7 separate regions of the Homo sapiens genome follow, and all the other regions are linked to region 2. A link is a loop called in an ENCODE intact Hi-C map of the cell type or tissue named here. Cell type or tissue: OCI-LY7. All regions are shown on one strand. Each heading gives the region's core, and the rest is flanking DNA. Links, peaks and the distances in the headings are about the cores only.

Region 1 (4,517 bases), core at 254-4,253, 200 kb after region 2:
GAGTCAGCTTTGCACCGCTGCCGTCACAAACAGCCTGGCTTACAGCCTGTGAAGTCCATGCTGCCCTCCTTGACCCCCAAACCCGCTTCATCTTTGCTGCCTTCCCACTTCTACCCTGACCTTTATTCCACACATTGAAGCAGCAATTCCCAAAATGAATGTTCTGGATCCTCTTCCCTGAAAAATCTACTTTTGTGCCAATGCCTCAAATTCCACATGAAGTATTTATTAGGGGACTTAGCATCCCTGAAGCCCATCTATGAATGGCAGGTTAAGAGCCCTTGCTCTGGACTATGTGTCCAGGGCACACCCTGGCAAATATTCCTCTGGTTACTTGTCTCTAGAAGGTGAAGACTTTGGAGAACAGCTTTTCCTTGCAATCCTGACTTTTTTGTCTTTCAAGTTTAACCCACCGCATGGATTCATTTATAGGATGTTTATGAAGGTTTGTGGCCAAGGGCAGGGCCTCTTTGCTGTGGAATCAAATTTAATGCCTATCCTCCAAGAGCTCACACAAACCAGGAGCTGAGATTTGGGCAAAAATGTCTAGAGAAGAAGGCAGAATTGATGGTGTCTTTAAGGTGGCAGAAATCAAGTAATGTAGGAGCCCAGCTATCTGGCCCAGACACGGGTGAGCCAACGTGACCGCCCAGGGATAGGGGATGCAAGTACTTAGGAAGGGATGAATGTGATTCAGATAATATTGGAATAGAGGAATACTAGCTTTCTTTATAATTGTCTACTATGTTAGCCACCTCCCAGTCCACCCTAATGGACTCTGACTCTTGTCTAAGGCCCTGAGAACAAATTCTAGCCACAGCCAGAGATTAAGTCTCCATCAGGACCCCAGGGTGAAGATTTCTTAAAATTTCTCGTAAGGTTCTCCTCCCCTCTCAAAGTTGATATTCAGTGGATTCTCTCTTTACCTTTCCCACCATGGGAGATTTGTCTCTATTTTGTCCTGGGTGCCAAGCAGTGCCTTACAAGGACAGCTGAGTCCTGGCACCCTCAGGATCCTGGGCTGGTACTGCTGTGGCTTTTACACCAAGGCAAGCCTAGATCTTGAATATTCAACATCTAGAAGTAAAGATGGGAGCCCTAGTGCCACTCCCCAGAGAGGCAGCCCATGGGAGTCAAAAGCTGGGTCTTTGATGTCAAAGGGACTTGAGTTCAGAATCCTGGAATTGCCACCGAGTGACTTTGGGTAGGGCATTTCAACTTTTGACTGCCAGCTTTTCCTCTGCTGTAAAACGCAGGTTATGTGAAGGTTAGATGAGGTGAAGTATGTAAAGCGCCTGGAACTGAGCTCTCTGCCTCTCTTGTCCATATCCTGTGAGTAACGCTGCCGATTTCTCAGTACGGTAGGAAAAAGCAAAAGGGATGGTCCTTGCTGGCCTTCTCCATCTTCTTTTGTTTTTCTTACATAAATGCCTACCCCAGCCTGTGCCTCAACGACCCTCCACTACAGCTGTCATGCCGCGGAGAATTGCAGAAGCTGGGTGCGTTCATTTCTGCTGATGAGGGAGATGGAGTAAAGTGTATGAAACCGAGTGCCTAGGAGAGCCTCAGGAAATTGGGAGTGTTACAGAATAAGCCCAGAAATTAGGTGTGTCCAAGGGGGCGATCCAGAGAGACCTGGGGGCTGGGAGCCTCGGGTTATTAGAGAGAATGGCAGGAGCAAGGAAAGAGGGAAATTTTTTAAAAAGAGAGGGTGACACTGATGAAAAAGAAGAAAGTGCCATAGCCAGGACCTGAACTTCCATCAGCTTCTCTGCTTTTTCTCCACCTGTGTGTTAAGGAGGGAAAAACTAGGGAGGGAGAGAATAAAGGAAGAGGAAGGATGAGAAAAACAGGGTAAAAGGAAGAGGTGGCGGGTGAGGGGCTGAAAGGAGGTCTGCCTTCTCTGACAGCCAGGGGGAGACAGAGGGTCTGTCTAACTGCATTCCCCAGGGAGGGACAGTGCCTATCACCCTTCCTCCTTCCTTGCCTAGCGGACGACGAGGTGGCAGCAATTTTGGCACTCTTCTGGGGGAGAATCAGAAAGCGACAGCTGCTCTGCCCCCCTGGGAAGTTCTGTCTGGACTCCAGGGAGTTTTTGTGACTTCTTTGTGGAGGTCAGCCCGCCCGCCCGCCTGCCAGCCTCCAAGGCTTGCTTGGGTGTTACGGTCACTGTGATAATCCAGTCCTCTGCCGGGCAGATATTTGCTTGGTGTACATCTCTTTGTCTCACTCCTGCCTGTAAATGGTGGCAAACAGACATTTTGGAAAGGAATTAAGCATTGTGAGTTCACAGAATGTCAAGCATTCAAGTGGCAAATATAAATCAATTTCAAATTGTTTCTGGTTTTAGGTTATTTGTAGTACGGTGCCTACTTGTAGCATAGGCAATTCAGGGTTACTTTTATACAAAACGAATGCAATTTTCTAAAATCTGAATTGAATAACTGCAGGCTGGTGGATATATTGATCTTTGTGAAGCCCTTCTGTTTCCATGGGAGAAGGGATGGTATATATTTAAGGCATTGGGTCTTGATCTCACTTTGGTACTGGAATCAGGGGTGGGCATGAAGTAGATGTGGAGACAAGAAGAGCGTGAGCCTCCCTCTGCTCCCGCCTGGTTCCTCGGTGCAGTTGGGTTCAAGCCCAGATGCAGCTGGAAGAAGAAGCAGCTGCCAAGCAAAGCCATGCTCCCTGCCGCTCACTGTGTGGAAGAGCCAGCTTCGTGCACGTGTGTGTGTGTGTGTGTGTGTGTGTGTGTGTATGTATGAGAGAGACAGAATCTGAGAATACAAATGAAAAACCATTTCTTCACAGGGTATAAGAACTTTAGGGTATATTCATAAGGGCACTGATTCTGATTTCTGTCTTAGGGACCAGCATATTTGAAATGCTGCTCAGGTGGTTCTAATGTACAGCCAAGTCTGAGAATTGCTCTTCCAGACCCTCCCACCACCTCTCTCACACCCGTTCCTTTGTCTCATATGTGCCTGAGCCGTGCTGCCTGCAACCTCCACTCTAAGGGAGGAAGACAGCCTCTGACTTCTTGGGACTCCAGTGATTCTTGTCTGCCATTCCGCTGGACCTACGTTTCTAGAAGATGTGGTGGGTTGATTAAATAAATGCTCTCAACCCTCTAATTTTATGCACACAGCTCCTCATGCTGTGGAAATAACTACTCTTAGATTTTTCATTGTAAGTGGATTGCCCAGATTGCCCAGAGGGAAAGAACTTAGTCTAATTTTAATAAAACAAGTGTTTATTTAGTTATTCAGTTAAAATGGTCAACATTTTTGCACTTTGTTACATTTTCTCCTACATATTTCAAAATATACACTAAATTAACTTTTTTAATATGTTGGATTTATGGATTCTTGCACATTTCCATTGCAGATCAACCACTTACCGGCAAAAATGTGCCCTCCAATTCTTCCACATTGCCTCTTTGTCCAGGTGTCCAGCAGCATTTCTTCCCTATGGTATCTCTCTCACCCCTCCCATAAGATCTGGATCCTCTCTCCTTGTGACTTCAGGCTTTGCTTCCTCCACTTCACTTACATCACTGACCTTACCTCTCAGTGTGGAATTCTCTAATGCTTCCTTCTCCTGGGCTTAGAATTCCTTGTTGCTTCCCTTCCTTCCCTCCCCTGCCACTCTGTTTCCTCGAACTGGAATTCAGCTTCTCCAGTACTGACCCACCCACTTGCAGGCATATCTGCTTTTAGTGTTCTGTCACTCACACTACTAAGGGCAGATAAAAAAAAAAAAAGTCGTCAGAATCCTTTCTTCCAGAGCCCATCATCACGAATGACGGCATGACCAGCCTTTGTTCACAAGCACCCACCCCACTCTCAAAACATGGGCTCTCTGAGCATTCTCTCCTCCATAGTCCTGGTCTCAGTTGATGGTGTCATCACACTTTGCTGAGAAATCATCATTCTTTGATGTAAAGGTCCATAATCATTCTCTTTCCAGTATAAACACTCATGTCTATCTTTTGTTTGCTGGATGCTTCAGAGGGGACTTTGTTTTGTTCTTTACAGCTACAACTGCCTTTGTCCTGACCCAATCCGTCTCTTCATTACGGACTTTGCTGTCACACAATACTTCCTGTCTTCCCTGACATCAGGAAGTTCTGTTTTCTCTGCTTCTTCACTGCTGCTTTCAGTGTGGTCACCCTAAAACCTTTACTGATCCAAAACAAAATTCATTGTCTTCCCCCAGCCCCTCTCTCTGGGGTCCCTGTTTCTTAGGTAGTATGAGCCTTCTTTTAGTGCCTTAGGCCTGATGCTTTGGGGTCTCCTCCATGCCCCCAGTACCCTCTCCGCAGTCCCCCTGTGGTGTCTTCAAAGTGCTTTTGCATATGAATCCTCTTGCCACAAAAAGGCAGTAGAGCCTTTTGGTAAAAAAACATGGGCCTTGGAGTCAAACTGCCTGAAGCTGCCACGTTTTAGTGGTGGAAACTTTGAAAAATTACATCACTCCTGAGTCTTGGTTTCCTTATTTGGGAATAATGGAGA
Region 2 (4,517 bases), core at 195-4,194:
AGTAACTGGCACATGAGGGTTTCCATACTTAAAAGATTGGGAATGGATTTTAAACTAGTAGTGTTCACCCTGAGCTGGAAGCGCTAGTTTCATATTCGTATAGTATCTTGTAATGTACATAGGTCTTTTACTTACACTAATTTATTATATTCACCATAACTTTGTAGGGTAAGATGGGGAGGTATCACCATTTTTCAAATACAAAACTGAGACTTAGGCTGTGACTTGTATATGGTTTCATGACTTGAATCAATTCAGTTGAGAGAAGCTTGCAAATTCCATGGATCTTAATTCAGTCCTTTATACTACAAATACTTTTTCCTTGTGGAAAAATTATATCCAGAATGAAGGATAGGGAAATATGGGACTATAAACAAAATATATGCTTCTTAGGAACCAACAAAAAGGAAGAACAGGGCTAGGAGCAGGGCTGGGTTCATCTGTTGACAGCGGTGTTACAAACTAAGGGATTCTGGAAGTCAGACTTGGTTATGAGATTGAGCAAAGGTACATTATGGCCAACCTTAAACAGGTGTGCTTTAACATCTAACAGATCCTCCTCACTCTTTAAAAAGTGCTTTCGGTTTTGCATTCAAGAAAGACCCAAAATTATTTTGTTGATTTATTTTGAGAACAGATATAGGAGATAATTTAAAAGATTATATTCCCAAGGTCTCAGATTTAAGAATGAACTTTGAACTTCCATCTAAGTACCAAACAAAGGAGCATATGTGACACACATTTAATTAAAAAATTGAGTGCCTTTCTTGAATCACTAGAATATTTATAGCTCGATGGTGGTTCACTCCTATAATCTTAGTTCTTTGAGAGGCCTACATGGGAGGATTGCTTGAGTCCAGGAGTTTGAGACCAGCCTGGGTAACATACTAAGACTCCATTTCTACAAAAAGTAAAAAAATTAACCTGATGTGGTGGAACACGCCTGTAGTCCCAGCTACTCGGGAGGCTGAAGCAGGAGGATTCTTTGAGCCCAAGAGTTCCAGGCTGCAGTCAGCTATGGTTGCATCACTGCGCTCCAGCCTGTGCAACAGAGTGAGACTATGTCTTAAATAAATAAATAAAATAGAATATTTACTCTCTAGGCAGTAGCATGGCAAAGAATACATAATTCCTGCAGGGAAATCTGTATCTATCAGACTCAAATTGTGTTAAAGTAGCCTTTAAAAATTGATCATAATCTCCTATTTAGCTCAGTTAAAAGGGTAAGAAGCATCGACCCACAGAGAAATGGATATTCTATGGAAGTCTTCCAAGTAGCTAATAGAAATAACTATGGTTTATTGATTGTTTATTATGGATGAAGTAGTCTATTAAGCACTCTATCCATCTACTATCTATCTATATTAATTATTACAAAATTTCTAGTAAGTATTCACAATTAACTCAGTTTTTACAAATAAGTGCCTTAAAGCTTAAATAAGGTAAATGACTTGTCCAAAGTCATATAGGCAAAATGTGGTAGGAGGCTGAACAAGATTTTGCACTCAGAGACACCTGAACTTAAAATACATACTCTTAACCTTATGCTAGGTACTCCTAAAATGAGCTATATACAGTGTTTCTCAGAAGTCTTTGGAATTCAAATCAACGTCTGGCTATCGTGAATAACTTGTCTGACTTTTTAGCTGTCAATTCTGTAACCTCGATCCAAACCAAGAAAGTTTGGGTGCATTCTCTCTAGCAGTCACTAGGTGGAGCCAGTGCACTAAAAAGCCATCAGGCTTTTTGGGGACCAGGCAGGATTTATTCTAGGAAGTCAGGGGAAGTCAGCAAAGGCTGGTTTTGATTGGAAAAGTGCTAAAAAGATTACTCCCTCTGACAGCTGGCTTTTTTTCTTTTCTGGATAATGTAGATGAAGAGGAAGATGAGAGATCTCCGGAGGTGTAGAGAATTGCTAGAGCCAAGAGTTATGTGGGATGAATGCATAATCAACCAATTTTGTTCTTTCGCAGGAGTGGTTTCAATAATCTGATGTGTGGCTGGGTTGTGGGTTGTGGAAGCAAAGCACAATAGCCCCCTGCCCTGTGTGGTCTGCCTTCCCTTAGAGACCCCAGGCTTTCACATTGTATAATACTGGGCATACGCAGTTGGCCCCACGTCTAGTTTCTCAAATGGTCTGACTAAAATGACAATAATGATGATGATGATAACTGTTATTATGTTAACAAACATGTGCATGGCACTTTATTGATCCCTTTCAGTTGCATTTGTTATTGAGGTGAGTGGATCTTCTGGCAGGGGAATAGAACTTCATGGGATAAAGGGAGGGGATAAGGGCAGGATGAGATTTTCCTCTATGTCCAGGAAGAGTTCTCCAGAGAAACAGAACGAAAGGATCTCTCTCTCTCTCTCTCTCTAAATATATATATATATATGCCTATATATATATATATATGCACCTATATATAAATATATATAGGCATATATGTAGATATATAGATGCCTATATATAAATATATATGCATATATAAATATATAGATGCCTATATATAAATATATGTATGCATATATATGTGTGTGTGTATATATATACTCCCATGATAGGCAAGTACAAAATCCATAGGGTAGACCAGCAGGCTGGAGACCCAGGGAAGAATTGATTTTTGCAGCTTGAGCCTAAAGGTAGTTTGCTGGCAGAAAATTCCGTCTTCCTTAGGGGATCTCAGTCTTTTTTTTTTTTTTTTTTTTTAAGGATTCCAACTTATTAGATGAGGCCCTCCCACATTATGGGGAGTAATCTGCTTTTACTCAGAGTTTACTTATTTAAATGTTAATCTCATCTAAAAATACTTTCACAGAATCTCCAGATGTGTTTGAGCAAATATCTGGGTACAGTGGCCTAGCTAAGTTGACACATAAAAACCAACCATTGTAGGTAGATAACAAATTCTATGCTGGGCTTGAGGGGAAAATAGAGTTCCTTTTGCTGTCTTTGGTAGGGTTCAGAGCTGTTAATTTCTTTCTTTTTTTTTCTTGTTTTTGAGACAGGGTCTTGCTGTATCACCCACGCTGGGGTGCAGTTGCATGATCTTGACTCACTGCAGCCTCCTCCTCCCAGGTTCAAGCGATTCTCCCACCTCAGCCTCCTGAGTAGCTGGGATTGCAGGTGTGTGCCACCATGCCCAGCTAATTTTTGTATTTTTAGTAGAGATGGGGTTTTACCATGTTGGCCAGGCTGGTCTCGAACTCCTGGCCTGAAGTGATCTGCCCACCTCAGCCTCCCAAAGTGCTGGGATTACAGGCACATGCCACAGTGCCCAGCCCAGAGCTATTAATTTCAACTCTAGCAGAAGCAATGTACTCACCCTCTCTCTCGTCCCTGAAAGCTTGATGAGTTGGCAATGCTATTCTGGATAATCATACAAGATGTTTTTATATAAATATATAAAAAATCAGAATTCTATAAAGCATGACTTCCAACCATATCATTCTGTGTTCTGATTATAAGGTGGCTCTGAGATTTCTTAAAAAATATTTTTTTCTTTGTTTTTTTTTTTTTTTTTTTTTTTAGAGACAGGGACTTGCTCTGTTGCCTGGGCTGGACTATGGTGGCACAATCATGGCCCACTGCAGCCTCAACCTCCTGGGCTCAAGCAGTCCTCCCACCTGAGCCTCCCAAGTAGCTGGAACTACAGATGTGAGCTTTCATGGCTGGCAAATTTTAAAAACTTTTTATTTTGTACAGACAGGGTTTCACTATGTTGTCCGGGCTGGTCTTGAACTCCTGGGCTCAAGGGGTCCTCCTGCCTCTGCTGCCCAAAGTGCTGACATTATAGATGTGAACCACTGCTCCTGGCCCTGAAATTTCTTTTTTATAGAAGTACTTTGAAAAGGCATTGAATGAATAAAGTGCCTTTCAAGTAAAGTGTAGAAGCATCCAATGTTATTTCTGAAAGTGTCCCTAGAGATGGTATGTTTTGGATTTCCCCATTTTACAGATAAATGGAGACATAGAAGAATGAAATGACTTATTCAAGGTCATATCGGTATTATTTATTTATTTATTTATTTATTTATTTATTTATTTTTTGAGACAGAGTCTTGCTCTGTCACCCAGGCTGGAGTGCAGTGGCACGATCTCGGCTCACTGCAAGCTCTGCCTCCCGGGTTCACACCATTCTCCTGCCTCAGCCTCCTGAGTAGCTGGGACTACAGGCGCCCGCCACCATGCCTGGCTAATTTTTGTATTTTTATTAGAGATGGGGTTTCACCGCGTTAGCCAGGATGGTCTCGATCTCCTGACCTCGTGATCCGCCCTCCTCGGCCTCCCAAAGTGCTGGGATTATAGGCGTGAGCCACCACGCCCGGCCGGTCATATTGGTATTTAATGAGAAAACTAGGACCAGAACCCAGGCCTTCTGCCTGCAGTTTCATCGTGCTTCCTGTTGCAGCATGCTGCCACCATATAAAAGTGCAAGGATAATCACTTGGACTGCAAATGCCCAACCAGCTGTGCTGAGCAACATGTGTCTAAACAGGCCCAACCGAAACAGGAA
Region 3 (4,000 bases), core at 1-4,000, 430 kb after region 2:
GCTTTATATAGCATAATTTAAGCTTAAAAGTATTGTACAGGGATATGATTGCCTCCAATTTTTAGATAAACTGAGATTGCCTGAGTGAGGTGGCTCACACCTGTAATTTCAGCACTTTGGGAGGCTGAGGCAGGTAGATCACTTGAGACCAGCTTGGGCAACATGGCAAAAACCCCGTCTTTATAAAATACAGAAATATTAAATTAGCCAGGCATGGTGGCATGCACCTGTAGTCCCAGCAACCTGGGAAGCTTAGGTGAGAATCACTTGGGCCCAGGAAGATAGAGGCTGCAGTGAGCCATGATCATGCCACTGCACTCCAGCCTGGGTGAAAGAGCAAGACCCTGTCTCAAAAAAATAAAACGAAAGCAACAACAAAAAACCCCAAACCCCCTGAGATCCAGAAAGATTAAGACTTTTGCTTACTTTGTGTTTCAAACTCAAATTTTTATGAATTCCAGGCGTACTTTGCCCCAGGTTATCCATCTTTCTATGTCCTTTGCTAAAGAGGTTGAGTGAATTAGGAATGACTCACATGTATATAAACATATCATTAACCTGTGGGACAGGGTGGTTTGGTAATAAAGAGTTTCCTGTCTGGGCGCGGTGGCTCACGCCTGTAATCCCAGCACTTTGGAAGGCCAAGGTGGGTGGATCATGAGGTCAGGAGTTCAAGAACAGCCTGGGCAAGATAGTGAAACCCTGTCTCTACTAAAAATACAAAAAAATTAGCCGGGCGTGGTGGCGGATGCCTGTAATCCCAGCTACTTGGGAGGCTGAGGCAGAGAATTGCTTGAACCCGGGAGGTGGAGGTTGCAGTGAGCTGAGATCACACCACTGCACTCACAGAGTGAGACTCCATCGCAATAAAATAAAATAAAATAAATAAATAGTTTACTTTCTTGGATTCTCTGCTATTTCTTGCCCTAAAGACTAGACCATGACACATCTAGAATCAGCCTGGGAGTGGCATCCAGGACACACATGGTAAAGACTTCCCACACTGAACCTGCTCATCTCACTCTCTGTCCTGAAGTGTGCCCATCTCTACTTGCTGGTCTTGCTCTGATCTTGCTGATACCTCCCTTTTCCTAATGGGAAGGAGGATTATTTTTTCTTATCCTATTCCCAAATCCTTTAACCCATAGAGGAAAAAACAACAACTTGTAGTCTTTGCATACCTGAAAAATCCTTGGAACTGAAGCGGGTGGAGACTTTCTGGTCTACAACCTGCCAAGGTTCAGGGAGATTACAGATGCATTGAAAATACTGTCAGGGACATGCAATAGAACAAAACAAGACCTTGGCCTCTGCCATGATTTACAAATGTCCTCCAGTACCACTATTCATTTTTGACAGGTCAGATAAATTTGGATTTGTTTAAGCCTTGTATTCAGCTGGAGATTGGAGAAAAGTTAAAAAAAAAAAAAAAGAAAATGCTATTAGAAATGAAAGAAACGGGACATGTGGGGCCCACTTTTCTGCACTTCACAAAATTACATTCATTCTTAATTCACTGAGTGACACATCCAGTAGGAATGTGGACCCCCTATTCTGTATGTACTGAACCCTGTGCCGGATGCCGGGAATACGGACAATACATAGCATTCATCTGATTGTCTTCACAAGGAGTGGAGTGTCCACAGATGCTTTTAGTTTGCTGTTTAGACTTATTTTTCTTGAAATATAAAGTGAATTGCCTAAAAGACTAGCAGAATGAGCTTCAGGAACGAAGAATTTCAGAATGTTAGTGAAAACCATCACGAATTTCCTGGTACCTCTGATCCAAGGCCATGGAGGATCCTTTCTGATAGAGACTAAGAGAGTGGAGTTCAGGAGAAAGGAACCATTCCAATATAGCTGATTCTAGTTTGATTCTCTAATCTCATTGTCTCAGTTTATTGGCCACCTGCAAACTCAAAACTTCATGAAAGAATATTCTTTAGGAATAGACCAGAGTCCCCTTCCCCCACGTGCATACACCCACACTTTGTGGGCTCACTCACTAAGTTTAAAAATAGGAACCATGGTGTTGCCATGACGCCCGGTGCTACTCAGCAGCGTTCCTTTTCCCTTTGATGTGATTCCTCTTCATAGCATGATTTAGTGAGAATCTGGCTCAGAGCGGCCTCTAGTGGCTCAATCCTTAGGGATGCGCTTCCTTCCCCAGCCCAGTTCCAAATTCAGCCCAGTTCCAAAATTAACCACCTTAGCCAAGTTGGACACTTGTGTGTTTAGAACCATTCTCCATGCAATCAGCTATTTTTTTTCAGAATCTTTCTCATCAGCCACAAGTATTACACCGGGGAGTACCTACTGAGTGCTCAGAAGTGTGCGGAACAGCCCAGGTATTCACCATCTCTCTGGCCAGGAGAGACCAGCATTACCCCAAACATTTGGTGAACAGTAGAGAGCAGTGGCAGGGAAGCTATGTGGTAGAGGCAGTAATGTTGAATAAAGTAATCCCAGTAAAATAGGTTGGTTAGGATCATCAGAAGTTAGCTTTTTTTTTCCTTTTCTTCTTTTTTTTTTTTTTTTTTTTTTTTTTTTGAGACGGAGTTTCACTCTTGTTGCCCAGGCTGGAGTGCAATGGTGCAATCTCAGCTCACCACAACCTCCGCCTCCTAGGTTCAGCGATTCTCCTGCCTCAGCCTCCCAAGTAGCTGGGTAGCATGCACCACCATGCCCGACTAATTTTGTATTTTTAGTAGAGACAGGGTTTTTCCATGTTGGTTAGGCTGGTCTCGAACTCCTGACCTCAGGTGATCTGCCTGTCTTGGCCTCCCAAAGTGCTGGGATTACAGGCGTGAGCCACCACACCTAGCCACATTTTTCTTTTTCAGATACAAGAGTCTTCTAAAGTGTATCAACTGATACTGACTCAACAGCCTCAGGGATGTATTGATGTGCTGACTTCCTCCCGTGCTGTCTTCACCATGTTTTCATTTTTCTGTGTTTTGAGTTCCTTGTGTCAGTGCTTCTCAGTCATGACTGCATGTTAAAATTTCCTGAGAAGCTTTAAGAAACTGTATACAGACCCCAAGGCCCCACCCAGCACACATTCTGATGTAGCTGCACTGGAAGAGGGTAAGGGCCCGGGAACAGACGTGTATTAAAAGCATCCAGGTTGATTCCTAAGGGCAGCCAGGAGTTGTAAATCACTGTTCTCCAGTCTCCTGTCATTTTTTTTTTACCTCGGTTATCAGAATAGGGTAAAATGCAATGATAGCATTCACATGCATTTGAACTTGGTGCTCTTGAAAGAATTCCTTCCTTTCATTCTTTCCTGACTAGTCTGAAAATTGTGATTTCCACTGGTGCTATGAACTTCAAAATTTGGAAAGGGTACAGGATATGAACATTTCATCATGGTGATCCTCTTGCAGGTGGTCATGATTTCCTAATTTGGTTTCTGTTCCTGTTGCTGGTACTTCATGAGTCTATTTTATGCAGAGGGATGAGTTTTCATCAGTAAAACTGGCAACATGAGCATCAAAACAAATTTGACTTTAAACAGCATTTCAATTCCTCTGTACATAGATTATAAACCCAAAAGAAACAGAACTTTGAAGTTTCAAATTTGATGTGTCGGCTGGCCTTGATGAGAAATTGATGCTTTGCTAAATTTTGGAGTACACAAGTGGTTTTAAAAATGAAAGTTATTAGCACTAGAAAGTGATGTTCTTTGTATTACTACACTGTTATTATATTTAATGAAATGGCTTTCTGAAGTACTGCAGATAAAAGGAAAAGCAGTGTTTAGAATAAGACACACAGGGTAAGTGCCAAGGTAAGAAAAGAAATGGTGGGTTGTCTTTATCTTACAGTGTTTCTCCTGGAGGCTGGGAGAGTCCTCCTTCAGGGGAACCAGTTGAGATGGAAAGGGTTTGTAGGTGGATGTGTAATGTGTGGCATTTTTGTGGTTCTGACCGAGCCCAATCTTGGCAATGTCTACTGTGGACAAGCAAGGCCAAGGTATAGCTTTGAAACTGTATTAAGA
Region 4 (4,517 bases), core at 224-4,223, 230 kb after region 2:
AAATGAACTGAAGAGGTAGGAATGTAGTTCTTTGGGATGAGAGCGTCCCAGGCTGAGGAAACAACAAATACAAAGACCTTGGAGTAGAAATGTACATGTTTGTTAAAGAAAAACAAGGAGGCCATGCTTAGGGCTTAGTGAATGGAGCAGAAGTGGGAGAGATGAGATCACGGAGGTAGTCAAGGGCCAGTTCACGTAGGGCTTTGAAGGCCATGGCAAAAGCTTGGATTTTATTCTAAATTCAATGGGGGAGTCAGGGGAGAATCTTGAGTAGGAGTGTGACATCATCTGACTTCAGGATCCTTTACATAAACAAATTATTGTCAGGAAAATAGCAAGCCTGATGGGTTGATTCCATTTCAGATGTGAAGTTATGACTCAGACAGCCTTGCATTTGAATCCTGACTCTATTTCTTAAGGTTTTGTAACTGGGCAAAATGCTTAAATTTTGTACACTTCTCCTTTTTCATCCTTAAAATGGTGGAGTAATAAGAAGATCCACCTATGGGGCTGTTGTGAGGATTAAGTGAACTTTTCCTGAAGTGCTGTTGCACAGGCAGGCACATCTACTGAGAAGTGCCTGGGGGTGTGCTCTTATCAGACGGGAGCAGTGGCTGCTCTAAGGCTAGAAGTCAGGTCCCCTAATTCCCTGTGGCATCCCTTGCTCCACCCCCACCCCATACCACCTGCTGCTAAAGAGATGCTTTTCTCCATGAACCGGGATGGGAGGGCCTCTGAGGGACCAGAGGGGTCAAGGATGTGATCAAAATGCCAGCCAAGCAAGATAACTCCGACAGTGGCTTTCAGGATTTTCTGCAATTTATCCTCACAGGGAGAGATGATAATGAGATTGTGCTGTGTCTCTCCCATATAGTGCTGTGTACCCAGCAGGCTCTGGATAAATATTTGTTGAGGATGAGAATCCTTCAAAGTGATTATTGTCTCTACTGAAAGATACTGTATTCTAAACTCCCACTAATTTGAATTATTTTAATTTATATACATTAGTAGTTTGTATGAATGAAGAGTTGGAAATAAGTAACTTACTTGGGAACTTTATAGAAAATAGATGATTATCTAACTTAGGCCTATTAGGATATCATTAATTAATTTGCCTCATTTTATTTTACTTGTTCATATGTATCTTCTGTTAAAATGTTATTTGTACAGCAACTAAAAGTCGTGAAATAATTATTTCCAAATGAATTGAGTTTTCATTAATTTTGAGAAGACATTCTAGCCCTTAACATTTGGAATGAATTACATTTAATTACATTATTCAGTTGTACAACTTAGCTTCCCAAATAGTGCCTGTGCCTGAGGCTGAAGTATAGACATAGTATGTAGTGGGATGAAGATTGTAGGAGGGTTTTTTCTCAGACCCAGAATTGCCTAGAACAGTTGCAGGGCAATAAACAGAAAAAGGGGGTTCTTGCTTAAAGAGTAGATCAGCTCTGAAGTTCTGGGCTGTCCTCCCCACCCCTGTCATATCAGCTCTTCTGGCAAATGATGCTAATCCCTTTCCCACAATTACTTATGACCCCCGATGAAGTCTGTGATCTCAGAAGCCCTTGGTTCCAATGGAAAAAGTAACATGGTGGTGGTCATGGAGAGAGGTTTGCACGTGGAAGACGGTAAAAGCAGACCTTTTTTCAAAGGCTTGTAAAAGAGTGGATTAAAGATTAACTGCTATGGGGCACACAAACTTGAACAAGTTGTGACTCAAACATTTGTACCGACTTTGACCTTTTGCCCAGGAGAGGGCAGTAACATGCTAACATTTAAGCTTTTCCAGTTGTCCTTAGCAGACACTGCGCTGCGGGAGCCAGCATAGAATTAGTCACAGTTGGGCCTCATTTTCATTCTCACCTGATCAGCTTTCAATCTTATGTTTAGTTGTTTTCAGCCTTCGGCTACCATGGTTTGCACACACGTAGATCTAGAAGTGACACTTTTCATTTGTCCTTAGGACGCTAACAGACTGGAAATCTGCAGTGATGGTCCCCTGGGTTTGATGCTGTGAATGCTGCATGCCTCGGCCACCACTTCCCTGTGGGTCCAGTTTAAGGGCAGTTTATGCCGATCTACCTCAGCCACTGAGGTGGCTGTCCTGTCCCCAACTTCTCTAGACTATCAAGTCATGCTCCCCACAGTTTATATCCTCCATCCTACCCCACAGAATTTTACACCTCAGACTCAGAAACAAAAGGTCACACCCAATCCCGTTCCTCACCTGGCTTTGAAATCAGAGCATCATTGTGATTTTTTTCTTGTCCCTTTGTCCATCTTCACAGCAGGAGGGTTTGGCAACCTGCCTCAGCCTTATCATGCATATGACTGGAGTTGTCAGCTTTTCTTCTGGGACAACTTTCTGGCTGCAAGGTTTGTGGGGAGCTGTGTGCTAGTTACAGGCATTTTTAGCTTTTGACCAGGTTCAATGTGGGAACATAAAGGAGTATCAAAATACTAAAAATAGAAGGCAATGAAATATAAGCTAATTCTCAATATCTAGCAGTACTGTTTTGGTCATTCTTGGTAACTGGCCCAGCTCTATCCAACGGCCACAGAGAGTGTGAATCCCCTGTCTACCCACCCTCCTATCTACCTCCTACCTACTGTGTGTGTGTGTGTGTGTGTGAACATATGTGTGTCTGCTTTCCCTGGGGAAGCTAGTGGGGCACTAGCATAAATAATAATGGTTAGTGAAAGAAAATGTGGGAAATGAAGGGAAATTGGAGAGAGGGTTAATGTGAATTGGAGCCCCAAAGTCCCTGTAAGGTGTGTGGAGAGTCCCCTAGTTTCAATCATCATGTTGGAAGGTGTGTGGAGAGCATGGGTGATTGTGGGGTATATGTCAGGGTGGGGCAGGGAGGGAGAGAGATAATACAGAGATGGAACACTCATCCGTTACAGAATGGCTTATTTAGCAAAGTGGTTCTAGGATTTTAGTGAAATGTAAATTTCACCCCTGCTCCCTTTTTTTCTACCAGCCAGGCCACCTGTTATTTCCCATGGTTGAGTGTTTAATGATTTCCAGCCATAGGGCTTCCCTGGCTTCTCCTGGGAGCTTGCTTCACACTCTGTTGAGTTGAAATGTTTCTTGATATTCAGCCTACACTTCCCTTTGCTCAATTTCACCCCATTATCTCCTAGTTACACCCCTTGTATTACCCTCATAAATCAATCTTTTCTCCCACTTCGTCATTTTGGTAGTTTGGAGACTTATCTGTTTGCATGTGTACGTGTGTGTGCGTGTGTGTGTGTGTGCGCCAAGGAGATGAGTTGGAGGACAAACGGCAAGGTAAGAAATAAAAACCGCTGGGGAATAATGCCTTCAGGCTGAGCTATGTGGAATTCTTTAAAGGTGAGAAGGTTTCCTTATTCTGCTTTTCCATAAATCATAAAGCAGTCTGAGGTAAAGCCCATCAAAATGGATCTAAGTAACTGTAAATTGTATTGTTTTCCCAGATGCTGTGGGTGTAAGTGGCATCAGGGCACTGAGGGGTGAATGGGATGGAACAGACTCAAAAGGCAGGCCCTATTGCAAAATATTTAAGTCTTGGTTTCACTTATAATGGTGAAACTGTAAATATCTCAGTGGACTGGTAAAAATTAGCAATAGAATCTACAGATTGCAAACTCTTTTCTCCACATATTCATAAGCTTGCAATACAAATACCACTGGACCATGGACCTGCACTTACAGGTTTACAGGTCACTGTGGTTACTTCCCAGCTCCTGCCTTGATGCCGTACCTAATGCACAGGCACACTCAACCCTTTCTAGTTTTGTATTCTGTGTACTTTCTGTGGGCTGGATATGTTTCTTGGATTAAAAACTGTATCAGTCCATTTTGTGTTGTTATAAACGACCTGAGACTGGGTAATTTATAAAGAAAATTTGGCTCATGGTTCTGCAGGCTGTACAAGAAGCATTTTAACCAGCCTGGGCAACATGGTGAAACCCCACCTCTACTAAAAATGATACAAAAATTAACTGGGCATGGTGGTGTGCACCCAGCTACTCAGGAGGCTGAACTGGGAGGATTACTTGAGCCTAGGAGGAAGAGGTTGCAGTGAGCCAAAATTGCACTACTGCACTCTAGCCTGGGTGACAGACTAAGACCTTGTCTCAAAAAGGAAAAAAAAAAAAAAAAAAAAAAGCACGGTGCAGGCATCTGTCTTTCTGGTGAGAGCCTCATGAAACCTTCAATCATAGTAGAAGGTGAAGGGGAAACAGGCGTGTTATGTGGCAACAGAAGGAGCAAGGGAGAGGGAGGGGAGGCATGCCATGCTCTTTTAAACAACCAGATCTCCTGTGAACCACAGCAGGGAGAACTCACTCATTACCTGGGGAAAGGCACCAAACCATTCATGAAAGATTCAGCCCCCTGACCCAAACACCTCACATCAAGCCCCACCTCCAACACTGGGGATCACATTTCTATGAGATTTGGAAGGGATAAACATCCAAACCATATCAAGAATGTATTTTGTGTTTTTGAACTTCCCTGATCC
Region 5 (4,517 bases), core at 207-4,206, 910 kb after region 2:
TATGGGGTGCCCTTGAGGCTTTGAGGTTCAGTGACAGCTGCAACTGTTGTGCCCAGATCTCCCCCTCATATCCTGGTCCTCAGCTCTGGGTTTCTTAGGAAATTCACTTCCAGGCAGGGAGTTCCCCAGACCTCTGCTTTTCCTTCCTCTCCCTCCTGCGTCCACACTGAGGCTATTTCACTGCTTATCAGCACTTCAGATGGGGGATATGAAGGAGTCAGTGTGAAAATCTGATTAGTCATTTTGGCTATTTTTTCTGGAAGCTGTAGTAAAAGATGGGTTGCAAAAGAAAGAAAAGCTATTAGCTATTGAAATCTGTGTGTTTCAATTAACCTTATCCCTCACAGATAATTGAGAATTGACAATAATGTTAGTTTCTTTGCAACCTTCTTTAAAAAATTTTTTTTTCATTTCTGATACCATCTTCACGTGGCGTTGACCAAGGCCCATAAACAATTTGTGCCTTCTTGGTCAGCACCAAGAGCTCAAAGCTTGGCAAGTGAGCCCACGACGGAAGAACTCAAAGGCCTCAGGGGCCCCGGGGCAGTGAAGGTCACCTTCTCCTCCCTCCACTGTGTTCTCTTTGTGCCCAAGTGTGCCAACATGGGTGCCAGGTTATTCCAGCCTGCCAGTTCCCACTCCTCCTGCCCAGGTTCATGCTGCGCCCCCTCCACCAGCTCAGACTGGCCTCTCTTGCCTCTGAGCACACCTTACCCTCCACAGCTCTTAACTGCTTTCTTCCTTCTGGGTCCCTGCCTGATACCTGATGCGTTTCCAAAACCCAGATCCCCAAGGTTTATCTCAAGTCCAGGAGCACCTCAAAGACCTCATGGCAAAGCCAGGTAGAATTGCTCAGCACCCTCCACCACAACCTCACCCAGTCCTCTGGGTGAATAATATGGGCACGCCTGGTTGCTCCCAGAGCCTAAATAGGCACGGAAGGCAAGGAGGGCGGCAGCCATGTGTCCTGGGACCAGGCCCACTTGGCTTCCAACAACTGCTTAGCTCTGTCCACAAGTTAAGTCAGCCTCAGTTTCCTCTTCAGTAAAATTTTGAGACTGAAAATAGAATCTACTTCCTAGATTTATTTTGAAACCTAAATGAGTTGATGAAGGTAAAGTACTTGGCACAGGGCCAGGCAGGAAATCAGTTCTGGGTGTGCAATGATGACCACCACCGTTAGCAACGTCCCCACAGTCCCAGGCAGCCTGGGCCAGCTCTAGGAGGGCCTCTGGTGCTACACTCCGCTGGAAGAGCCCCAAGGCTGAGAGGCTTCTACCTAGGTGCTTTTTTGGGATTTTTAGTAAAACATCGCTTACAGTTTTTATACAGATTCCCCTCTCTCCCCTGCAAGATGCAGAGCTGTGTTCCAGGGGGTCATGAGCCACTTCCTGGCTATTCGCACAATGAGCACTCAGTGATCCAGGCCCCAGCTGCTCCTGGTCTAGCTCGGTAGCAGCTCCATCTTCCCATGGGATGAATTCCTCCCTGGAGGATCCTCCATTCTTATGCAAATAGCTACTGGGAGCTCTGGCTCCTCGAGTTTTTTGACGTTCCCAAACAAGTCTGAATGCACTTAAGACAGAAAGCGGGTGTCTCCTCCCACCTTAATTACAATTAGAATGAAATTATGTTCACTTCAAAATTAACATTTCACACTTTTGCAACCATCAGAACTCCGACCACTGCCACCGTTCGGGTCCTCCCTCCCCTTCTCCTCCCTGCCGCCTCCTCTCCCTTTGTCCCGTGACTCAGCTCCCTGCTTCCCTGCCCTGACTTCCCCTACCCTTCCAGGTTTTGCAGGCAGCGCCATCTGCTGGACGCAGGCTCAGCTGCACCTTCCTCCTCCCGGCGAGGCAAGGGGGTGCCAGGAGCTGGCCTAGGATAGATGGCTCCTCCCCCACTGGTAACACTGCACTTGCTGGGTAATTCTGCCGCAGTTCTGCAGTGGTTTATATTTTATATTCAAAAAAAAAAAAAACAACAAGGCGAACATTGTAAGAGAAGAGTGAAGGGCCGAAGATAAACAAGACCTATAAATTAGGGAAAATAAATTCAATCTTAGACAGTTTTTTGCCTTAGAAATGTGAAGTGTTAGCAGTGATGACTGCACGTTTACACTTCTTTTTTCATCTTTTTTTTCTTTTAAGTAACCTTTCGTGAGAAAGTGTCAGCTTTATAATTTTATATAATAGTAAACCTTTTGCCTTGGTATAAAAATAATTAGAGGCCCTTCCTAAGTAAAAGACACAAAAAGACAAAAACCCTGCTAGTGATGTCTAGAAGTAGACTTGGGTTCCTCTCCCAGTGAGAAGGTCTTGTTATTATAGAAAAGACATGTTATAGACAATGGATTCCTTTTTCACTGGCTCCCAGGAAAAAAAAAAAAAATCAAGACTGGTATCCCAGCTACCCTGTTAACTTAAAATCCCTACTGAAGAGTAAATCACCTAAGGGAAGTGCTTTTTTTCTGAAAAGACATTTCTAGTGAAATTTTTCTCTTAGTGGTGTTGAATTTATTATTTGTAGAATGCTGTCCTTTGTATCTAACTAATTATAGTACAAGTGATTTTAAGTCATCAAAATAAAATGCAAGCTAACAGTTACTGAACGCTTACTAAAATACATGATTTTAAAATCTGTATATGTCTTAGTTTATTTAATCCTTACAGCTCAAGATGGTGGAACTACTGTTATCCCCATTTTAAAGTTAGGGAAACTGAGATACAGACAGAATTAATAGTCCGGTCCAAGCTTGCACAGAATATGTGAAGCTGTCTAAATGGCCCCAGGAGGTGAGTTTACCCATTACTATACTCTGACTTATAATAGATTAACATCTCCAAGGTGACATATCTGTGAAAATAAACGAACCATTCTAACTCCACAGCTCTGTTAAATTAAGTTTGGCCTAAAGCTGTCTCTGTACATATTTTAAGTTTGGCCTAAATTTGCCTTTGACTTGTGTGGCAGCCCCTTGCTAATTGCCTGAACTTGGGCATGATTCTTACATTCTGAAAGCTTGTTTTCTTTTAAAATCAATCATGTGAAAGCAACAATAATAATTACAAAAGGAGCCATTCTTTGTACATAATGAACTGTAACCTAACTTGATGTGCATACGTAAACACACTGTAACCTACTCTTGTAAGAGGTAACTAAGTCTCAGCCAACCACAGGCAGCCAACTGTTCAAAGCAGGTTCAAATAAGGCAAATGCCCAGCTGTAGCCAATCCAGCTGTTTCTGTCCTCACTTCCGTTGTATGGCACTTTCCTTTTTCTGTGAATACCGGGAGTCGCTCTGAACCTATTCTGGTTCTGAGAGCTGCCCAATTCACGAATCTTTCTTTGCCCAATTAAACTCTGTTAAATTTGTCTAAAGTGTTTCTTTCCACAGCTCCTTCTGGTCCTCGACTTTTCTATCCATCCACCTAGCCATCCATAAGCTTTATCCTAATCCTAAACATGTGAGTTAAGCAGATGAATGAATATATAGATGTGGAAGAGAAACAGAAATAGAGAGAGATAGAGAAACATTGTGCGCATACAGAGAGAGAAACAGAGAGCATGTGTGTGTATCTATATATAGAGAGAGACAGAACATGTGAAGCAAGGGACAGGCAGCAAATGAGGAGATTTTGATTCAGGATTCTTAACCTTGAGTGTGTGGGGTCCATGAACATCTTAGGATTATATGCAAAGTGTCACATTTATATGCATTTTTCTGGGGAAAGAGTCCTTAGCTATCTTCAGATCCTCAAAAGTGCCTGTGTTCCTGACAAGATTAAGAATCACTGATTTCAATAAAGTATAAAATAGTGCACACACCAGTTATCTTCTCCTTCTTTCGTGTGGGACCACTGCCTACACAATCTATGTTCTTCCTTTTGGTCAAAAAGTGAAAGAAGACAAATAAGAAGGCCAGGTCATCAAGAGACATTAAGAGTATCTTTGGAACTCACTGACACGTTCTTTGTTACTTTCAATAGTTAATGCACGATATACTAGATGTTAACTCAAACATGGTCAAGGGGACCAGGCACGGTGGCTCATGCCTGTAATCTCAGCACTTCAGGAGTCCAAGGCGGGAGGATCACTTGAGGTCAGGAGTTCCAGAACAGCCTGACCAACATGGTGAAACCCTGTTTCTATTAAAAATACAAAAATTAGCCAGGTGTCATGGTGGGCACCTGTAATCCCAGCTGCTCAGGAGGCTGAGGCATGAGAATCATTTGAACCCGGTAGGTGGAGGTTGCAGTGAGATGAGATCACACCACTGCACTCCAGCCTTGGCAACAGAGCAAGACCCTGTCTCAAAAATAAAAACAAACATGGTTAAGGGAAGAGGATCAACTTTTACTAAGGACCCACTATATGATAGGCACTTAATTTTTCTAACAACACTGTGCTATAGGTATTATTATTGTTGTTCTCATATGATTGATTTTAAAAGAAAACAAGCTTTTGGAATGTAAGCATCATGCCCAAGTTCAGGTATTTAGCAAGAGGCTGACTTG
Region 6 (4,517 bases), core at 327-4,326, 630 kb after region 2:
AGGCAAACTCTAGGACACTGTAGTTCCCTCAAGCACATGCCCCATAGTCGGAATAATTGTCTGACATCACAGGGGGCTTCATCAGGACAACAAAAGGTGGGCTTTGCTCCTCCACATCCAATCTTCTTTTAGATGTGCCCACGAGAGCAGGGGGTATATTTTTTCCTGGTTGACCAGTGGACACCTCTGGTATTATTCCACAAATAAGGGATTCTAAATCAAAGGTCAAAAACTGGTGTCCTGAAGACTGATTCTGACCTCAAAATCAGTCAGGAAACTGGTTTTGTGAGACGGGCACTGCTTTTTGAATATTCAGATTTGTGTGCCTCCAGAGAGTATCTGCTCTCTAGTTTGGGGCAGCCCCTACCATTTCTTATGACCTGTCTCACCTCAGGAAGCAAGTGAGTCTGCAGTAACTTCCCCTTTCCCACCACTGGCCCTCAACACACCCACGTACACAGGTCCCTTCTCCTAGCTGCAGCAATAGACTCTTCAAAGCCGTATTTATACCAGAGAAATAGTATTTCTTCTTTCAGAGAAAAGCAGTGCCAATTTTTTTGTTTTTCCTTCTGCTGTCGGTCTAGGTACTGACGTCCCTCAAATGAATAATAAAACAGCCACCATGTGGGGGCTATTTTATTAGTCATTGATGGGACCTCAGTACCTCATTACCATGGGGCTACTTACATGGTGTCTACACTGCTTAGCTATACACACTCTCGAAAGCTTTGAACGTCAAGATTGTTCTCTTTCTCTTTTGCCTTTTCTTGAAATTAATGTTTGTATAGATTTTTCTCTAATCCCACTGCACACAACAGTGTGATTATTTATCCTATCCAAGAAACCTCTCAGTTATCAGAGAAGAGGAAATTTTTTTCTTTCAAGTTACATCCAAAATAACTATCATTTAATGTGCACCTACCATATTCTAGTCCCTTTCATTCATTATCTCATGTGATCCTCTTAATACCTCATTTTACAAATGTTATTACAGTATTGAGGTTTGGAGAGATTTGTCAACTTGCTCAAAGTCATACAGCTATTAAGTGAAAGATCAGCAGTTCAAAACCAGTGATGCACATTTCCAAGCTCTTATCACTCAAACCACCTCACAGATCTACTGCAAAAAGTAAACTAGACAATGAACATGAAGCTATTCTGCAAACTGTAAAGTGCTGAGGATAAATGTAATGTGGTATCATTCTGTCTAGCAACACCTTGATCATTGACTTGCCCCTTTCTGATGCTCAACAATTAGTTCCTTATACTCCCTTAGGCACCAATCTTGGCAGATCTTGTCCCTTTGTAACTCTTTGTGTTTGAGGGTTTTTGCTTTGTTCAGAGTATCACGTTGGGTAGCCATTCTGAGAAAGTCATGAAGAAATGGTCTTTGCAAGAGAGAATCACCACCACCACTGTCAACATAAACATTAACTATTGGATACTTAATAATGGCCAGCACTGCACTAAACATTTTACATATATTGTCACATCTGCTGTTTATAATAACGCTGGGGAAAATGTATTTCCCTCCCAACTCCTCATTTTACAAAGGAGGAAATCAAGGTGCAGTGATGTTACTTAGCCAGCTTGGAGTTGCACAGTGGAACAGATCTATCTTAACCCAGAATTTTTCTGTTATGGAGCCTTTGAAGGCCACAGTGCTCCTAAAAATGTCATTTCTGAGGCAGCTTTATTTCTTGTCAACGTCTAGTCCAGAGGTTTTCAACTCTGGCTGTATATTAGCGTTACCTAAGGAGATTTTGAAGTTGCAGATGCTAAATACTCAGTAATTTGTAAAAACTCTTTGGGGGGTGCTCAGCTGGAGCCAGGGCTAGAAACAAGTGGTCTCAGTTAATGCCAGCAAAAATGAATCAGGGCCAGGAGAAGGGAAAGAGGCTGGTGCAAATACCTACAGCCAGAGGGAATGCACAGAGGGTTCACAGTAAGAATATAGGAAACCCAGAAATATTATTTACCCAATATGTCCTTTGAGGTGTGTCAGTTACTAATCTGGGGCTTCCACATTCACCCGTGTCCTTCTTGCCTTACTTTGTGATCCTGGTGGTCTCTGTAAGCTACAGCTCTCCTTTGCCAGCCTCTCTATGCTAGGCTCTGCCAATAGAGGGCGCCAGAGGGAGCCTGGGAGACTGGTGGATGAAAGGTTTTTTGTTTTGTTTTGTTCAGTTAGCAAGCCAGCCCCTCTGTGGGCATCTGGCTCCTGACGTCTCCCTAACTCTCGTGGGCAGTTCCCCCATCCCAGGATGGCTTTCTGCCCGTTTCTTTCTTGTGCAGCAGCCATGCCCTTGCCATGGTCTTAGTCTTGAATCTCAGCCTTGCAGAGCTCCCCTCTCAGCAGAAAGTCCCTTCCTTGTTCACGTTCCCTCTATCCCAGAGTGGAAGTCATTCTCTGTAGTTGCTACTCACATTACAACTCAGGGTTCTCTTTCACCCTTTCACAAAACCATTATGCAGTTAACAATTCCTTAACTTTTCCCTGCTCAAATTCTTGCTTTGGTCAGTTGCCTCAACTGGACCATGGCAGGTATATTGGAACACTCTCTTTATAACTCTGCTGTCAGATCACAAAGTGAGATGAAGGAAAAGTTTGCACAGGCTCCCCTCATGAAGCCTGGGAGAGCATGCCCCTTTAAGGAATGGGATCCGTTTCAATGATTCTGGTTAAGAAAAGGCTGCATGAGCTACTGGCGTATTTATTCTGTAACCAACCGCTAATGCCAGACTTTTTCTTTGCTTTCATTGCTATATCACAATGGTAAAAGAATTGACTTAATTAATTTGCAGCCTGTACATAATGAGAAGAATATTTCCTGACAGCTTTATAGAGAGGATGATAGTTACATAACATTAGTTACATAATATATAATTTATAATTTATTTTCTATAAAACTCATTTAATAATAATATCACTTATATAAGTAGATGCTTGTATATCTATCTGCTTTATATTTATTCTGTTGGTTGTGGTGGCAGTGGAGGAAAAAAGGATATCTTCATTATTTTGTCTGTGTAGCTTTTTTCTTAGGATAAACCTACTGGCAGATTTTGATAAAGCTGTTCTGATCTAAGTTAACAACGATCACAAAGGTTATGTGGGGACTGTGGAGATGATTATGGCGCAGGACCTATGAGAAAATTCTAGGGGAAGAGCAGGTCTGCCACTGCTTCTACTCATTTGCATTCACTCATTCATCCGAATATTTATTGAGTGAGCATGCAATGTCTGCTATGTGCCAGGCATTGTTCTAGGAGTTAAAGATCTAGCAGCTTGCAAAAGAGACCAGCAGTCCTGCCCTCAGGAATATACATGCCAGTGCTTCCTTGGGCAAAGTCTTGGAAAGCCATATATGGCCCCGACAAACTTGGGTTTGTCCCAAGTGGGAGGCTACTTGTGCCCACTGCATTTGGTCTCGCAGAGCCTTAAGGATGTAGGTCTGATTACTCATCCTGGAAAGTGCTACCTGTGCATGTGGTGCCAGCTTCAGTGGAGAAGCCTTTGAGTCTGGGGTGGAAGCATGAAATCCTCTTTAGAGAAGGGGATACTCTTGCAGAAGACTCATTTTGAAAGAGTATCTTCACAGCAGATTAGGAAAGCCACACCTGAATTGAAGTGAAAAAGAGACACAGGCATATATAAAAGTACAGAAAATGCTAGACTTGGGGATGTGGGAGGGGAGAGATAGAAAAGGGCAGGTGACTCAGGAAGAGAAATCGCTTCTATACATTGGTCTTTTTGAGTCTCACCACAGCCTTGACAGGTAGGTAGGCAGGCAGCATTATCATCATGTTACAGATGAGGAAACTAGGGGAAGTGACTTTTCCAAGGCCACACAGTGAGAAGTGGACCCCAGGTTTCCCAAGTCCAGTGCACTCTCCATTGTACCATGCAACTCTCATGATGATTGGCATGGATAATTGCAGAAATTTAGGAGAGGAAAAATGTAACATACGGTGATGAGAATGATGCCGCAGAAGCGAAGGTATAATGGAACCAAATATACAGACAGAAGCATACCCTTCCTCATAACTTTGATCTAGTCACTACTATAAAACCTTCACATGAAGAAAACAACTTAGCAGATCCTTTCTAAACATTTACCAGCAAGAAATGGATTGCATGAACCCACAAAACTTGCCCTGGCTCTCCTTACCTCACCATAACAGTGTCATGGTGCTGACATCTTATTGCACCGACATGCCTGAGGAAATACCAAAGTGAGAGCTGAATGTAGTCACGTTTCTGCTACTCTACAATTTGATCTCCCCACTCTGCTTGCACTGTGTCCCTCCCCATTCTCCCTATGAAATCAACAAGTACACAATTTTTCCTAGGGACAGGAAAATGTACCAGATTCTTGGCGAAGTCATTGCCTCCTGGTATTTCAGGCTCTAAATTATTTCTACGTCATCCTGTAGTGTCTGTAAGGTGGTCATCCCCTCTCTCCCACATCACTCCACAAGTCACTGCCATTTCTATTTAATCGGAAAAGAAAAAA
Region 7 (4,456 bases), core at 457-4,456, 300 kb after region 2:
TCCACGTAGTGTAATAGAACACATATTGGAATACAAAAGTCAGAAGATCTGGGTTCAGGTTTGTTTCACTTAATTGATTGGTTCATGGTCTTAGAACACTTAGCTTCTCTGAGCCTTGGCGTCAACATTTATAAAAATGGTGATAATAATGTTTTTCTTATTTTATTCCCTACTGGGTCATTGTAAGGATCAATTGAGGCAATGTTTTAAAACTACTAGTCATGTATCAGTTGTTCTTGTAGTTTAATATTAAGAGCCAGATACTAACAAGGTTACTAAAGAATTTTCTGGCTGTTGTCCTCATTGAGGCAAACATAAGGTGAAGGCAGCAAGAATGCAGGGCTTGTGTACTTATAGCCCCCCACATCCAGTTTATCCAGCCCATGTTCTGTTGCTCACCTCTGCTGAGCACGTTTTTCTGCTCACTTTGTCTGGCCTTGCTTTCCTTCAGCCCAAGAACAGTACAAGGGTGGGCTGTAACAGGAGGGCCAGGAGATTTGTGTATGCATACTCGCATGGCTACCTGGACCACTCACAACCTCTTTTCCTCCTTTGTCTCTGCCTGTAGCTGCCAATGACTATAGCAATAGCACCTTTTATTGCCTTGTTCAAGGATTTCTGAGGCTTTTGAAAGTTTCATTTTCTCTCATTCTGCAGAGCAAATACCAGAGATAAGAGAGTAGGCTGGTAGATGGAGTTGGGTTTGGTGCTCAATGAAAGGAGATAAGGTCCTTGAATTGCAGTATCTAGCCTCTTCTAAGACAGGTTACGTGATGTAGATCCTATTTTAACATGCTCTTTCTTTGTGTTTGCAGGGAGTCGACGAGTTGAAGATGAAGCCCAGAGCGGAGTGCTGTTCTCCCAAGTTCTGGTTGGTGTTGGCCGTCCTGGCCGTGTCAGGCAGCAGAGCTCGTTCTCAGAAGAGCCCCCCCAGCATTGGCATTGCTGTCATCCTCGTGGGCACTTCCGACGAGGTGGCCATCAAGGATGCCCACGAGAAAGATGATTTCCACCATCTCTCCGTGGTACCCCGGGTGGAACTGGTAGCCATGAATGAGACCGACCCAAAGAGCATCATCACCCGCATCTGTGATCTCATGTCTGACCGGAAGATCCAGGGGGTGGTGTTTGCTGATGACACAGACCAGGAAGCCATCGCCCAGATCCTCGATTTCATTTCAGCACAGACTCTCACCCCCATCCTGGGCATCCACGGGGGCTCCTCTATGATAATGGCAGATAAGGTAAAAAGGGGCTGCAGGGAGAAGGGCCTGAGGGTTTGTGCTGAGGACTAAACCATGCATTTGTTTTCCTGTAAAACTTGATTGTTAATGATGGAAGGTAACCAGATTGCATTGACAGCGTGGATAGGCCAGCAATTAATCCTTTTTTTTTCTCTCTCTCTCTTTGAGACAGAGTTTTGCTCTTGTCAGCCAGGCTGGAGTGCAATGATGCCATCTCGGCTCACTGCAACCTCCACTTCCCAGGTTCAAGTGATTCTCCTGCCTCAGCCTCCCGAGTAGCTGGGATTACAGGCGCCTGCCACCACACCCAGCTAATTTTTGTATTTTTAGTAGAGACAGGGCTTCAGCATGTTGACCAGGTTGGTCTCAAACTCCTTACCTCAGGTGATCCACCTGCCTCAGCCTCCCACAGCGCTGGGATTACAGGCGTGAGCCACCGTGCATGCTTAGCAATCTGTTAAAGATGAAAGTGAGGGAAAGGTGCTGGTATCTAGAAACTCCTATAGTTTTGAAAAGGTTTTTGTGTCCACTTGTTTGTAAATGGACTCACTGAAATGACTAAGGGATGTTGACGCTTGTAGCTCTGGGATACCTTTTCTTCAAATAGGTATATGAAAGGCATACTCTGTTATTCTTTGGCAATACGTGTTCTCCCCCATACTGTTTTCAAGACTATAAAAAGAAAAATCCCTCAAGGCAGGTGATTTCTCTACTTGAAGATACAAATGTCATAGGGAAATAATTCTTGCCAAGGTATTAACGCTCATCACACATATTGATCTGCACATCCAGATGGATTTTAATCCGTGGAACCTGTAGCAACACATTTTTCCCCATGCTTAGATTTGAAGGCAATTGGGTGCACATTAAAATCACCTGAAGAGCTTTCAACACTGCTGATGCCTGAGTCCCACCCCTCGGGATTCTGATTATTGGCCTGGGCTTCGGGAGTCTTAAAAGCTCCCCAGGTGATTCTAGAGTGCAGTTAAGATTGACAACCACTGCTTTAAATCTCCAACAAATCCTAGCCTCTCCTGCGTTAATGTTAGGCTAATTGTCATATGACTAATTGCCACTTGACACTGGGGCTTATTCCCTAACTGCAGAAAAAAGCGTTTTATTCTGCTTTGGGTTGTTTTGTTTTTACATACTATCAGTTATTCAGTTATTTTCCTTGCTTTACTGATTATTGTTCATTACTTAGATACAGCACTTAGTACATATGCACTGTCCTTTGCAGCCAGCCATTCACGTCTTAGAATAGTTAGTTTCACCACAAGTGCTACGTTTATCATTTTTCATCATTTTGGGTTTCTACTATTGTCATTGTCATACTTTTTATCACCACATTCAAACCTGCCTTTAGTTTTGTACTTAAAAGACATGCTTTCGGGTTAATAATGTTTGTAAACACCTTAAAACCTAGCACAGACACCACAAGCATGCTGCCTGGCTAGTTGACAACCTCCGCAGTGGAGCAGCTGAGCCGAGACTAAAGGAACCTTGCATGACCGTTACCGCCACCTGTCGGCAGCAGGCAGAGATGACTAGCTTCTGCTTCAGAGCTTCCCTTCAGTCTAGGAAAGGTCAAGTTAAAAGTGTTAAGTGAAGACATTCCAGTATCATATGAGAAACATATTCTTCCATTTACGTGGGTGCAGGTACAGATGTTAGAAAATAGGCACTAGCACAAATAGCCCATGCTAAGGGAAGTGGGAAAAATAAGCAAAATGGAAAATGTAGACTGCTGTGGCAGAACCCGTTGAGTTGTGCTTCAGGTAGATTTTTCTTTTTTTCAAATATGATTGTCCTTAGCAAATTATATTTTATTTTAACAGTGGCAATTTGAGGGCACAATTTTGCTTTGAAAGAATTCTGATATGGTTAAGAGCGAATTTTAAAATTACCATGAATAAGTACATATCTACTTTGAGAGCACAACAGGTAAAAATGATTTTTTTCTCATGTGGGCTGTTGTGCAACCTATATTATTTCTCCCTGGTAGAAAAAGTTATGCCTAAACTAGCTGATTGCTTCTCTCTGGTACCTTTTACAAATCCACAACATCATTATACAAATATAAGGTAACTTGCAGAGCATGCAGAGAGACTGAACTCTTTTTTTCGCTGATGTATCTTAGGGGCTTTGAGAGTGTTCCCCATATGCTAGGCGCTTAGTGCTGTGTATGTACTATCTTATTTAATACTCTTAACCAGTTAGCGACCTAAGTGATATTATTTAATCTTTATCTTACAGATGGGGAAACTGAGGCTCAGAGAGGTTAAGTAACATATCCAAAATGCTACAGCTCTTAAGTGGAAGCCAGGATTTTAACATTGGTTGCTAGCTTCAAAGGCTGTGTACTCTCTTGTCTCTCAAGAAAATGACTGGTTAAGGTCTCATATATCTTACTACCCTTCACTTTCTCCCTTGTTAGATGGCATTGTGGGGGATGTCATCTGACTGAAAGTGATCTATTACATGATTTATAATCAGGCAATACTGGAGTCTAACTACAAGAGAACATAACAAGGGTATGAAATGGTGGAGCGCTTAAGTGTAGCACAGTTCCATAGAGGACCCACTGGCTACTGCCTTCCAGGAGTAAATAGGAGAACTGACACCAGTAAAGTGAATTCTTCTAGGTCACTGTAATGAGACCTCCTCTCATCACTTTCCCCTTGCTCCTTCCTTCATTGCTACCACACCCAAATATTCCATCATGTCTTTCTCTCCGCCAAATAAGGAGGTAGGTGGGCAGTGACTTTTAGATGCTTTTCTAAAATAGCGTAAATATCTGACTTTTGACCTGGAAAGAATAGTTTCTAAAAGGTAAGCAGCAAGAGGGAAAAGAAGAAAGAAAAAGATCCAGTAATGGAGATCCTGGAAAGTTGGAGGCTCAGCCCCAGGCGTTCGATGCTGAATGGGTGGTGGCAGGAGCTACCTGGAGAGAGAGTGCCAGCAGCAAACTTCCCAGCAGCCATGCAGAGGAATGTTTGGGGGCTTAACAGATTTGCATAAAGGCCAATAAAAAGAGTCCCCAAATCTCAGAGAAAAAAGCCTTTGGGACAAATTTCAAAGATAAAACACCTCAAAACTAAGGCCAGGTTTTTTTTTTGTTTTGTTTTGTTTTTTTAATAGAAGTTTATTTTTAAGTACCATGACCATATTTTACAAACATAGAATGGGGACACACAGTTGGACAACTATTA

Evidence for each region. A loop is a pair of places that touch in the nucleus more often than their neighbours do. Peaks named below come from ENCODE experiments on the same cell type or tissue, not always from the same donor. Only the 100,000 strongest peaks of a DNase experiment are listed, where the experiment ranks them.
Region 1: it touches region 2 in a loop (5-fold over the local background); 9 of 110 quality-filtered maps call a loop at or near these places.
Region 3: a loop joins it to region 2, with 12 times the contacts of the local background. A loop is called at or near these places in 53 of 110 quality-filtered maps.
Region 4: a loop joins it to region 2, with 6 times the contacts of the local background. A loop is called at or near these places in 9 of 110 quality-filtered maps.
Region 5: a loop joins it to region 2, with 9 times the contacts of the local background. A loop is called at or near these places in 17 of 110 quality-filtered maps.
Region 6: a loop joins it to region 2, with 5 times the contacts of the local background. A loop is called at or near these places in 4 of 110 quality-filtered maps.
Region 7: a loop joins it to region 2, with 13 times the contacts of the local background. A loop is called at or near these places in 86 of 110 quality-filtered maps.

The regions. Positions count from the first base shown.
Region 1 is chr12:13,960,333-13,964,849 of GRCh38, reverse strand. All of the region lies in intron 2 of GRIN2B (glutamate ionotropic receptor NMDA type subunit 2B), which reads left to right. Among named protein-coding and RNA genes, the nearest start is that of GRIN2B, 19 kb to the left of the region's middle. In OCI-LY7, for the core only: a CTCF peak has its summit at 1,885; a DNase peak (open chromatin) is centred at 1,929.
Region 2 is chr12:14,164,419-14,168,935 of GRCh38, reverse strand. No RefSeq gene overlaps it. Among named protein-coding and RNA genes, the nearest start is that of GRIN2B, 190 kb to the right of the region's middle. In OCI-LY7, for the core only: CTCF peaks have their summits at 1,502 and 1,702 (motif pointing right); a DNase peak (open chromatin) is centred at 1,715; H3K27ac peaks cover 418 bases.
Region 3 is chr12:13,737,925-13,741,924 of GRCh38, reverse strand. All of the region lies in intron 4 of GRIN2B (glutamate ionotropic receptor NMDA type subunit 2B), which reads left to right. Among named protein-coding and RNA genes, the nearest start is that of GRIN2B, 240 kb to the left of the region's middle. In OCI-LY7, for the core only: a CTCF peak has its summit at 2,150 (motif pointing left); a DNase peak (open chromatin) is centred at 2,104.
Region 4 is chr12:13,939,189-13,943,705 of GRCh38, reverse strand. All of the region lies in intron 2 of GRIN2B (glutamate ionotropic receptor NMDA type subunit 2B), which reads left to right. Among named protein-coding and RNA genes, the nearest start is that of GRIN2B, 40 kb to the left of the region's middle. In OCI-LY7, for the core only: CTCF peaks have their summits at 1,556 and 1,755 (motif pointing right); a DNase peak (open chromatin) is centred at 1,755.
Region 5 is chr12:13,253,202-13,257,718 of GRCh38, reverse strand. No RefSeq gene overlaps it. Among named protein-coding and RNA genes, the nearest start is that of EMP1, 59 kb to the right of the region's middle. RefSeq lists enhancers at 84-950, 1,670-1,964. In OCI-LY7, for the core only: CTCF peaks have their summits at 1,633 and 1,837 (motif pointing left); a DNase peak (open chromatin) is centred at 1,808.
Region 6 is chr12:13,532,576-13,537,092 of GRCh38, reverse strand. No RefSeq gene overlaps it. Among named protein-coding and RNA genes, the nearest start is that of LINC01559, 160 kb to the right of the region's middle. RefSeq lists a silencer at 3,124-3,418. In OCI-LY7, for the core only: a CTCF peak has its summit at 2,124 (motif pointing right); a DNase peak (open chromatin) is centred at 2,122.
Region 7 is chr12:13,862,586-13,867,041 of GRCh38, reverse strand. GRIN2B (glutamate ionotropic receptor NMDA type subunit 2B) reads left to right here. Exons shown (of 14, transcript NM_000834.5): 3 at 816-1,244. The coding sequence starts at 834. Among named protein-coding and RNA genes, the nearest start is that of GRIN2B, 120 kb to the left of the region's middle. In OCI-LY7, for the core only: CTCF peaks have their summits at 2,568 and 2,769 (motif pointing left); a DNase peak (open chromatin) is centred at 2,751.